Linked DNA regions of Homo sapiens: region 1 is linked to region 2. A link is an interaction called in ENCODE POLR2A ChIA-PET data of the cell type or tissue named here. Cell type or tissue: IMR-90. All regions are shown on one strand. Links, peaks and the distances in the headings refer to the core of each region. The heading gives the core; the rest is flanking DNA.

Evidence for each region. Peaks named below come from ENCODE experiments on the same cell type or tissue, not always from the same donor. Only the 100,000 strongest peaks of a DNase experiment are listed, where the experiment ranks them.
Region 1: POLR2A ChIA-PET joins it to region 2 with 9 read pairs; 1 of 35 experiments calls an interaction of 5 or more read pairs at or near these places.

What each region holds. Positions count from the first base shown.
Region 1 is chr5:176,471,009-176,476,737 of GRCh38, reverse strand. All of the region lies in intron 1 of FAF2 (Fas associated factor family member 2), which reads right to left. Among named protein-coding and RNA genes, the nearest start is that of FAF2, 25 kb to the right of the region's middle. In IMR-90, for the core only: no CTCF peak of the experiment used is centred there; a DNase peak (open chromatin) is centred at 2,977.
Region 2 is chr5:177,010,161-177,015,889 of GRCh38, reverse strand. It overlaps a transcript of UIMC1 not described here. Among named protein-coding and RNA genes, the nearest start is that of UIMC1, 6.2 kb to the right of the region's middle. In IMR-90, for the core only: no CTCF peak of the experiment used is centred there; a DNase peak (open chromatin) is centred at 2,339; H3K27ac peaks cover 669 bases.

The sequences.
Region 1 (5,729 bases), core at 460-5,459, 540 kb after region 2:
TCGCTTGAACCCAGGAGGCAGAGGTTGTGGTGAGCCGAGATCATGCCAATGCCCTCCAGCCTAGGTGACAGAGCGAGACTCCATCTCAAAAAAAAAAAAAAAAAAAAAAAGGGACTCTAATCTTACCATCTTCCCCAGTGTGCAAATGACTGCTCCCTCCTCTAAATACCAAAATTGTTTTCTACGTCTCTTATGTGCCTATTGTTTCCTATCTTATGATTATTTACATTCATTCTATTGCCTTCTCAGAGGGTGTAATGTAAGTTCTCTGAGAGCAGGGAACAATTCACTGTAATATTCACTAGTACCAGGCACACACTATGGGCTTAAATCGTAGAAGAATCAGTCCAAGTTAAAAGGACCTTTTTGTATAAGCTTCAGTCATCATAGCTATAAGCTGAAATCCTCTAGATATTATCACAAAATCTCACTTTACATTAATACACTGTTTTTTTTGTTTTGCTTTGTTTTTTTAAGACAGGTTCTGTCTGGCTCTGTTGTCCAGGCTGGAGTGCAGTGGAACGATCTTGGCTCACTTGCAACCTCTGTCTCCCGCTCTCAAATGATCCTCCCATCTCAGCCTCCGAGCAGCTGGAACCACAGGTGTGCGCCACCACACTTGGCTAATTTTTCTATTTTTCTTGGGTAGAGACAGGATTTCACCATGTTGCCCAGGCTGGCCTTGAACTCCTGGGCTCAAGCGATCCTCCCGCCTTGGCCTCCCAATGTGTTGGGATTATACACGTGAGCCACCATACCTGGTTACTGGGGTTTTTTAACTTCAAATGTTCTGACTAGATGCCAAGCTGGTTGTTAAAACATTACAAATTTGTAGAATTTTCCTGAAAATCAGTAAGTCAGGAAAGAGCTCAGGAAGCAGTGTTTGTTCTTAAAGCTCCTCAGCTGATTCTAATGTACAGCCGAGCTGGGAAATCCGTGGTATTGATAGTAATTCTTTTTTTTTTTTTTTAGACGAAGTCTCGCTCTTGTCCCCCAGGCTGGCGTGCAATGGCACGGTCTCGGCTCACTGCAACCTGCGCCTCCTGGGTTCAAGTGATTCTCCTGCCTTGGCTCCCCAAGTAGCTGGGATTACAGGTGGCTGCCACCACGCCTGGCTAGTTTTTGTATTTTTAGTAGGGACGAGGTTTCACCAGGCTGGTCTCGAACTCCTCACCTCAGGTGATCCACCCGCCTCGGCCTCCCAAAGTGTTGGGATTACAGGCGTGAGCCACCGTGCCCGGCTGGTATTGATATGTAATTCTAAGTAGGAATAGAGATTATAAATCCCTCACTAAAGTAACTTTTAGGCTACGCACAGTGGCTCACACCTGCAATCCTAGCACTGTGGGAAGCCAAGGTGGGTGGATCACTTCAGCCCAGGAGTTAAGACCAGCCTGGCCAATATAGAGAAACTCCATCTCTATAAAAAATACAAAAAAAATTAGCCGGGTGTGGTGGTGCGCCTGTAGTCCCAGCTACTCAAGAAGGATCATCTATTCAGGATCACCTGAGCCTGAGGAGGTCAAGACTGCAGTAAACTGCGCCACTGCACTCCAACTTGGGCAACAGAGAGACCTCATCTCAATAATAATAATAATAACCTTAAATAAATGGTTATAAACATTGCAGGAGAGAACAGAGTGACTGCCATCTTTAATATACTGAAACACTTAACCTAATTTATAACCAAAACACTTTTTAAGTAGTGAAGCAGGGTGAGCTGGAAACCCAACTGAACAAGCCTGCTTTCAATTACTACTGATCAGTACTAAAACTATGCCCTAGAAATAAGTGATGCTGGACACACCTGGGACAGGATTATTCATTCATATATCAACATACATTCACTATATATCCAGGATACAGATACAGTCCCTGCCCTGTTTAAATTTTCATCCTAGTAAATGGAGACTGGTCAAAACAAACCACACATACTGAAGAAAATACACTAACAAAATTTTCATTTTGTTCTAGAAGATTCCTTTAGATTGGGTGCTCAAGGAAAGCTTCCTCAAGGAGATAATATTTGAGCAGAGATCTGAATGAAAGATAAGGGGCCAGTCATGGGGAAATATCTGGGAAGAGTATTCCAGGCAGAAGGCCAACATATGCAAAAACTGTGAGACAGATAAAAACCCACAGACCTTTACAGCAGAGTGAACCTTAATGTATGTAAATTTAAAAAATCATTTAAGAGATCAGAGGCTCTCCGGATGGAACACAGACTTTGACAAAAGAATCTAATTGTCTAGAAAATATGTGAAACAACCTCACCAAAGGGGGAAGGGGGGTGCTAAGAAACTTTGGAAATGAAGTCTATAAGACTAAAGGCAACAGGAACTACACTTAAGCACTGTTCTCTACTTGATAAGGTTTTTCTCCATGGGAATACGTATTCTGAAGCCACTATATCTGCATATGTATCCCAGATTTGAACAATTAAGTAAAAAGATGGTGAATGATGAAAGCCAGTTTTCTGTCTGTAGAAGTGAGAGGTGACAGATAACCAAAGGAAGAAGGCTAGAATGGATAGAGTGGTAATGGATAGAATTGGAAACATCAACTCATGTTTAGCTTAATATAGATACAGATGACTGCATACAGAAAAACTTAGTTTAGTATACATACATGTACATCCCTTGCTCAGTCAGCTGAAAGGTCCTACAAGCCACAACATCCCAGTAGCAAGCACACCCAATGCCTAGAACTTGGTTTCTAATACCATTCTCTAATAAAAAGAATCAGGGCTCCTTGGAGAAGTGGCTGATTCTAGGACTGGGGCCGGAAATATATAAGATGTGCCTAGAGAATCTTGTGGTCAAAAGGATAAAGGAGGCTGGGAGTGGTGGCTCATGCCTGTAATCCTAACACTTTGGGAAGCCAAGGTGGGAGGACTGCTTGAGGCCAGGAGTTCAATACTAGCCTGGGCAACACAGCAAGATCTCATCTCTACCAAGAAAAACAAAGGATAGAGGAGTCAACTGAAAAAGATCCCAGTGACTAAAGCTCGAACAATTTTAGCAATAAAATAAATACGCATGATATAAATACATGGCTGAATAAATAAACTGGGGAGAATAGAAAAATATCCTGTGCAGAAGAATTCCAAGTAACTTATATAGATATTTTACCTTTACCTTCAAGGAAGTAGAACATAACTTTTCATTCCTTCCCAGGATGGGCTAGGCATGATGACTTCCTTCCAAAGAGTACAGAACGGAAACAGGGCAGGGGGATTAACAGTGGAGAAACCTGACCAACGCTACTGCAGCTAGGTGATCAAGGCCAAAACATCGACAGTGATAAAGCATGCTGAGAGCACCTTTGATTTGATGTAGTGAAAATCGTGCTTTACCTCTGTAATCTTCCTGCCAAAAACCCATAATCCCAGCCCCAATTATGAGAGAAACATTAGGCAAATATCAATTGAGAAATATTCTACAAAATACCTGACTGGTACTCCTGAAAACTGTCAAGGTCACCAAAAACAATAAAAGCTCAAGAAACTGTCACAGCCCAGAGGAACCTAAGATGTGACTACTAAATGGCATGTAGTACCCTAAATGGGATCCTGGAACACAAAAAGAGTATCAGGTAAAAACTAAGAGAATCAGAATAAAGAAAGGACTTTTGTTAATAATAGTGTATCAATATTGGTTCATCAATTTTGACAAGTGTACCATACTAATAATGCAAGGTGTTAATAAGAAACATTCAGCATGAGATTTTTAGGAATTTTCTATATTATCTTCACAATTTCCTGTTAATCTAAATCTCTCCTAATGACAAGTTTATTTAAAAAGTAAAACAAAACTTGAAGGAGGGAGGAAACAAGAAGGGAGGAAACATTGGAGACAGAACCAGCTTGGCAAGTTGACAGATAAGGTCTGAGAAGTAGGCAGGGGAAAGATCATTCATTTCAGGCAATATTTTTCCATTTTACCTGTATAAGAACCATATGAGCCCTATTTTTCTTTCTTTCTTTTTTCTTTCTTTCTTTTCTTTTTTTTTTTTTTTTGTAGAGATGAAGATTTCACTATGTTGAACAGGCTGGTCTCAAACTCCTGGCCTCAAGCAATCCTCCCACCTCAGCCTCCCAAAGCATGAGCCACCATGGTGGGCCTGTATGAAGGAACTTTTTAAAAAATGCTACAAGCCGGGTGCAGTGGCTCATTACCTGTAATCCCAGCATTCTGGGAGGCCAAGGTAAGAGGATCACTTGGGCCCAGAAGTTCAAGACCATCCTGAACAACATAGCAAGACCCTGTTCTCTGCTTAAAAAAAACAAAAACAAGCTGGGCGTGGTGGATCACGCCTGTAATCCCAGCACTTTGGGAGGCTGAGGTGGGCAGATCATGAGGTCAGGAGTTCGAGACCAGACTGACCAACATGGTGAAACCCCATCTCTACTAAAAATACAAAAATTAGCTGGGCACGGTGGTGTGCGCCTGTGATCCCAGCTACTCAGGAGGCTGAGGCAGGAGAATCGCTTGAACCCGGGAGACGGAGGTTGCAGTGAGCTGAGAAAGCAGTGAGCTGAGATAGCACCACTGTGCTCTAGCCTGGGAGACGGAGTGAGACTCTGTTTCAAAAAAATAAAAAAAAAAACTCAAAACAAATTAAAACCCTACAGATGTCTGGACCCTCCAATCCAAACAATTTAACCAGATTCTCTGAAGGTAGTGCCTAGGAAAAGGTCATGTTTATTTCCTATAGGGAAAGGGAACTTAACACAGGTGATGAGAATGTACAGATAGGGGCTGGGCATGGTGGCTCACACCTGTAATCCCAGCACTTTGGGAGACCGAGGGGGGCGAATCACGAGGTTAGGAATTTGTGACCAGCCTGGTGAAACCCCGTCTCTACTAAAAATACAAAAAATTAGCTGGGCATAGTGGCGGGTGCCTGTAATCCCAGCTACTGGGGAAGCTGAGGCAGGAAAACTGCTTGAACCCGGGGGGCGGAGGTGGTTGCGGTGAGCCAAGATCGCACCACTGCACTCCAGCCCAGGTGACAGACAGAGTGAGACTCCATCTCAAAAAAAAAAAAAAAAGAGGCCGGGCGTGGTGGCTCATGCCTGTAATCCCAGCACTTTGGGAGGCCGAGGTGGGCAGATCACCTGAGGTCAGGAGTTCGAGACCAGCCTGGCCAACATGGTGAAACCCCGTCTCTACTAAAAATACAAAAATTAGCCAGGCATGGTGGTGGGCACCTGTAATCCCAGCTACTCAGGAGGCTGAGGCAGGAGAATCACTTGAACCCGGGAGGCAGAGTTTGCAGTGAGCTGAGATCGTACCACTGCACTCCAGCCTGGGCAACAAGAGCAAAACTCTGTCTCAAAAAAAAAAAAAAAAAAAAAAAAGAATGTACAGAGAGGGATGAGAATCACTAACCCAGACCCTTCATTCTAAATTTAGTGCCAGTGACATGTGACATGATCATATGCACATTTTAAAGTAAGTCATTCCTGTTTGCATATGAAGTAATTGTAGAAGGCATGAAAGACAGCAAGACACCAGCAAGATTATATAGATGAAGTCCAGGGAAAAGAGAATGATGGCATAGAATAGAATGACAGCAGTGAAACAGAAAATGGACATATTTGGGGTTTATTTTAGAGGTAGGGCCAAAAGGATCAGGTGATAGATTAAACATGTGGGGGTGGAAGAGAAATATTAAGGTGTACTCATAGGCTTAAGCAAATGGAATTATGGTGTTATTTACAAAGA
Region 2 (5,729 bases), core at 451-5,450:
CCATGTTGGCCAAACTGGTCTCGAACTCTTGACCTCAAGTGATCTGCCTGTCTCAGCCTCCCAAAGTGCTGGGATTACAAGTGTGAGCCACCATGCCTGGCCTAATTTTATGGTATCTTTAGGGACGCAGGGAAGCAGTGTCTTCAGGGGATGCCAGGTTTTAATTTAGAGACTTTCTAAGGACAGATTGAGGGCAGAGGGGAGTCTGTTGATCACAGACTGGGATTTACAGAGGATTTTGGGTTAGAGTCAAGTAATGCTTTCCAGCCTTTTCTCCATTATAGTCCACATAGAAAATGAGCATATCTGTATAGCATGTTAGAGTAAACAGATAAGGTTGCTCCTCCTCATCACTGCAGTGACAGTTTGGGAATTCCAGCCACTCTACATGCCCCGCTGGGCCACCCTTGGAGCTGGAGGGATGTATGTCCAGAGCCATATCAGGAAGAGAGTCCAGCTGCAACAGATAGCCGTCATATCTTGAACCCTGACAATGTCTGAGGCAAGCAGGCTGGGGATTAACCACAAATCTCTGAGAATTGAGCAGTTAACGCTGTGTGGTACTTAGCTTGACATGTATTGCTCCATTCTGCATGCATGAGTTATGTGATCTTAGGTAAATTCCTTAACATTTGTGAGGCTGCTTCTCCATCTGTAAAATGAGGAGATGATACCCACCTCAAATGGTTGTTGTGAAGATTAACTAATATAATCTCCGTAAACTACTTAGCACATTGCTTGGCACATAGTAAATGGTAGCTATGTAGTTTATTCCAAAAGCTATATTTTTCTGATAATTTAACATACTGATGTATTTTTAGTAGAGATGAGGTTTCACCATGTTTGTCAGGCCGGTCTCAAACTCCTGACCTCAGGTGATCTGTTCTCCTTGGCCTCCCAAAGTGCTGGGATTACAGGCATGAGCCACCGTGCCTGGTCTATACTCCTTTCTTACCTGCAGTACTTCAATGGCTTCTTGTTGCTTACCGGATAAAGTTAAAATGTCACGTGGTATAAGAGACCCAGTATATTCTACTTCCTTTTCCACCCACTTCCAATACTCTCTCAAGTACCAAGCCCTGCTGGATGAACTTTAGCACTGTGGTAGGTTCTCCAACTGGGGAATCCTTTCACACCCCTTTGCCTTTATTCATTCTATTCCCATTGCCTTTATTTATTTATTTATTTATTGAGATGGAGTTAACGCTCTTTCACCCAGGCTGGAGTGAAGTACTGTGATTTCACCTCACTGCAACCTCTGCCCTCCCAGGTTCAAGCGATTCTCCTGCCTCAGCCTTCCAATATTACCTTTAATGTCCTTCTACCATCTCCTGTTGTCCATTTGACAAACTCATTCAACTTCCACCCCAAGTTTCAACCACAGCATTACATATTGTGCAGAAAAGAATTAACATAGTAGGTTTGAGGCTATAGTAGACCTTTGAAAGGTCTGCTCTCAAGTTTGGCTTTTGGCTGGCATCTGGGAACTTGGATTTCAGAAGTGTTTCCAAATTCCATATAAAAGTGGCTCACTGCAGCTGGGCACAGTGGCTCATGCCTATAATCCTAGCACTTTGGGAGGCCGAGGTAGGTGGATTGCCTGAGATCAGGAGTTCGAGACCAGCCAGGCCAACATAGTGAAACCCTGTCTCTACTAAAAATACAAAAAATCAGCCGGGCATGGTGTTGCACGCCTGTAATCCCAGCTACTTGGGAGGCTGAGGCAGGAGAATCGCTTGAACCGGGGAGGTGGAGGTTGCAGTGAGCTGAGATTGCACTCTAACTTGGGCAACAAGAGCGAAACTCTGTCTCAAAAAAAAAAAAAAAAAAAAGAAAAGAAAAAAAGTGGCTCACTGAGTCTAAACTGTTTGTGCAAACAATATAGTTTATGCTGAACATCTACTTTCCTTCTGGGAGTGTGAAACTTTGGTTTGCACTAGGCAGAGTGGTAAGCTAGGCAGCCTGTGTAACTGACCCCTGATAAAACCCTGGATTCCTAGGCTCAGGCAAGTTTCCCTGGTAGATACCACTTCACAAATGTTGTCACAATTAGATGCTGGAGGAATTAAGTGACTCCACTGGGAAGGTACTCTTGAAACTTGTGCCCAGTTTCCTTTGGACTTCATCCCAGGTGCTGATTTTGCTTTGTATCCTTTGGCTGTAATAAATCATAGTGTAAGTGCTGTAGTTTGAGAAGCATTGGTTGCTTTTTTCCTTGTGGTTTTTAGCTTGTATCTCTATTGGCTGTGTTTCCTTTAACTGGAAGTTATATCTAAACACTTGGTGTATTTAAGTCAAATATTTTGGCTAGAATACGTCTTTGGAGATGTTGCATGATTCATGTTGTGTAGCATCTGAAGAACATAATAACATCATATCTGATTAATTCGCCAAGTGAAGCTAAATTGACCACCGGATTAGGGTAATGGTAGTTTAAACCTTCCATTATGTAAATAAGTTTCCTCTCTTATGATCAGAAAGTATCTTTGTGTGTGTGTGTGTGTGTGTGTGTGTGTGTGTGTGTGTGTTTGGATGCAGTCTTGCTCTGTTGTCCAGGCTAGAGTGCTGTGGCATGATCTCAGCTCACTGCAACCTCCGCCTCCTGAGTTCAAGCGATTCTCCTGCCTCAGCCTTCCAAGTAGCTGGGATTACAGATGTGCACCACCAAGCCCGGCTAATTTATGTATTTTTAGTAGAGCCATGTGGGCCAGGCTGGTCTCGAACTCCTGACCTCAGCTGATCCACCCAGCCTCCCAAAGTGCTAAGATTATAGGCATGAACCACTGTGCCTGGCCCTTTTTTTTTTTTTGATACAAGATCTCCGTCTGTCACCCAGGCTAGAGTGCAATAGTAAGATCATAGCTCATTGCAGCCTTAAACTCCATGGCTCAAGCAATCCTCCTGCCTGAGCCTCCAAAGTAGCTAGGACTATAGGCACATACTACCAAGCCTGGCTAGTTTTATTATTCATTTTTTGTAGAGATGGGGGTCTCACAATGTTGCCCAGGCTGGTCTGGAACTCCTGGCCATAAGTAATCCTCCTGCCTTACTGATTTTTAAGGTAAGAGCTTGTTTAAACATCTACTTTGAATGGGCACAAATGAGTTTTTACTTTTTTGAATATCATTATGGAATAATTTATTTTTTTCATTGATTCAGTGTGGTTTCTTTTTGTGTGGTTTTTGGGTTCTTTTTTTTAGACAGGGTCTAGCTCTGTCACCCAGGCTGGAGTGCAGTGGCGCGATCTCAGCTCATTGCAACCTCCACCTCCTGGGTTCAAGTGATTCTCTTGCCTCAGCCTCCCGAGTAGTTGGGATTACAGGTGCCTGCCACCGCGCCTGGCTAGTTTTCGTATTTTTAGTAGAGACAACATTTCTCCATGTTGGCCAGGCTGGTCACGAACCCCTGGCCTCAAGTGATCCACCCAGCCTCCCAAAGTGCCGGGATTGCAGGTGTGAGACACTGCGCCTGGCCCTGAAGTCAGTTTCGAAGTCAGTAAGACTCCATGACCCATTGAATCTGTGGGGAGAGGGGCTTTGTGGTGGTGGTCTAGGAGGCTTATAGCTTGAGGGAGAGTGGATAGTAATGTCACTAAGAGAGACAAATAATGTGTTAAATATACAGATTTTGAGGGGAAGATCATAAATTTGGTTGTGAATGTTCTGGGTTTTAACTTTATGTGGGACATAACAGGTGGAAAAGTCAAGTAGGCAATTGAGATTCGATGCTAGGAACCAGGACAGGAAAAACAGATTTGGATGCCAGTCACCAGGATGTAGAAAATCTCCCTAGCAGGGTGCGGTGGCTCACGCCAGTAATCCCAGCACTTTGGGAGGCCAAGACGGGCGGATCATGAGGTCAGGAGATCGAGACTATCCTGTCTAACACGGTGAAATCCCATCTCTACTAAAAATACAAAAAATTAGCTGGGCGTGGTGGCGGGCGCCTGTAATCCTAGCTACTCGGGAGGCTGAGGAAGGAGAATGGTGTGAACCCAGGAGGCAGAGCTTGCGGTGAGCTGAGATTGTGCCACTGCACTCCAGCCTGGGCAACAGAGCGAGATTCCGTCTCAAAAAAAAAAAAAAATTAAATCTTCACAATTTATGTTCCTCTGCCACGGCTCCAGCCGGTCCCTCCGTTTGGGGTCCCTGACTTCCCGCAACACATCTCCAGAACTCTTTTCACCGTGTTGCCTGTGCTTTTGATGTCATATTCAATATATTATTGCCAAATCTAAGGTCATGAAGATTTTCCCATATGTTTTCTTCTAAGAGTTTATTATTATTATTATTATTATTACTTTTTTAAAGACAAGGTCTCACTCTATTGCCTAGGCTGGAGTACAGTGGCTCAATCATAGCTCACTGCAGCCTGGAACTCCTGGGGTCAAGGGATCCTCCCATCTTAGCCTCCTGAGTAGCTGGGATTATAGGTGCACACCACCATAGCCAGCTAAATTTTAAATGTTTTTATAGAGATGTAGTCTCACTATGTTGCCCAGGCTGGAGTATAGTGGCTATTCACAGGCATGATTATAGTGTACTACATCCTTGAACTCCTGGGCTCAAGTAATCCTCTCACCTCAGTCTCCTGAGTAGCTGGGACTACTGGTATGTATCACTGTGCCCAGCTTATAGTTTATTCATTTTTAATTACACAGTAGTGGTTCTTTTTTTCTTTTCTTCTTTTTTTTTTTGTGACAGGGTCTTGCTTTGTCACCCAGGCTGGAGTGCAGTGGAACAACCTTGGTGGCTCACTGCAACCTCTGCCTCCCGGGCTCAAGCTATCCTCCCACCTCAGCCTCCCGAGTAGCTGGGACTACAGGTGCAAGCCCAAGTCCAGCTAATTTTTGTATTTTTTGTAGAGATGGGGTTTTGCCATATTGCCCAGGCTGGTCTCGAACTCCTGAGCTCAAGTGATCTCCCCACCTTTGCCTCCCAAAGTACAGGGATAACAGGCATAAGTCACCACACTTGGCCCAGTAGTGGTTCTTAAAATAAAATCAGAGCATTACAGATATATTAAGGTTTCTTTTGTCCACTCCCAATTTTGTACCTCCAGCCCCCTTTTGAAAAGCATCCTCTGGCCGGACCCGGTTGCTCACTTTGGGAGGCCGAGGCAGGCGGCTTACCTGAGGTCAGGAGTTCAAGACCAGCTTGGCCAACATGGTGAAACCCAATCTCTACTAAAAATACAAAAAATTAGCCAGGTGCAGTGGCACACGCCTGTAATCCCAGCTACTCAGGAGGCTGAGGCAGGAGAATCGCTTGAACCCAGGAGGCAGATCATGCCATTGCACTCCAGCCTGGGCAACAGAGTGAGATTTTGTCTCAAAAAAAAAAAGTATCCTCTATTATGTGTTTATTATATATCCCTGTATCTTCCTAGGCCTATGGGAATACTTTTAGATATATTTACTACCTTCAAAAACATGTGGTATTATTTGCATAAGAATATGTGTGTTTACGTAAATGGCATCACAATGAGCATATCATTCATCTTTCTTTACTCTGTGCTAGGCATTGTTCTAATTTTGACGACACAGCAATACACAAAATAAAGTTTCTATTCTCATGGACCTTACATTATCCTGCCACTTGGTTCTTAAAATTAATATCATGTATTGAGGTCTATGCGTGATGATACATGTAGATCTGTTTCATTTCTTTTTTCTGAGACAGGGTCTCACTCTGTCACTCAGTTTAGAGTGCAGTGGTGCGATCATAGCT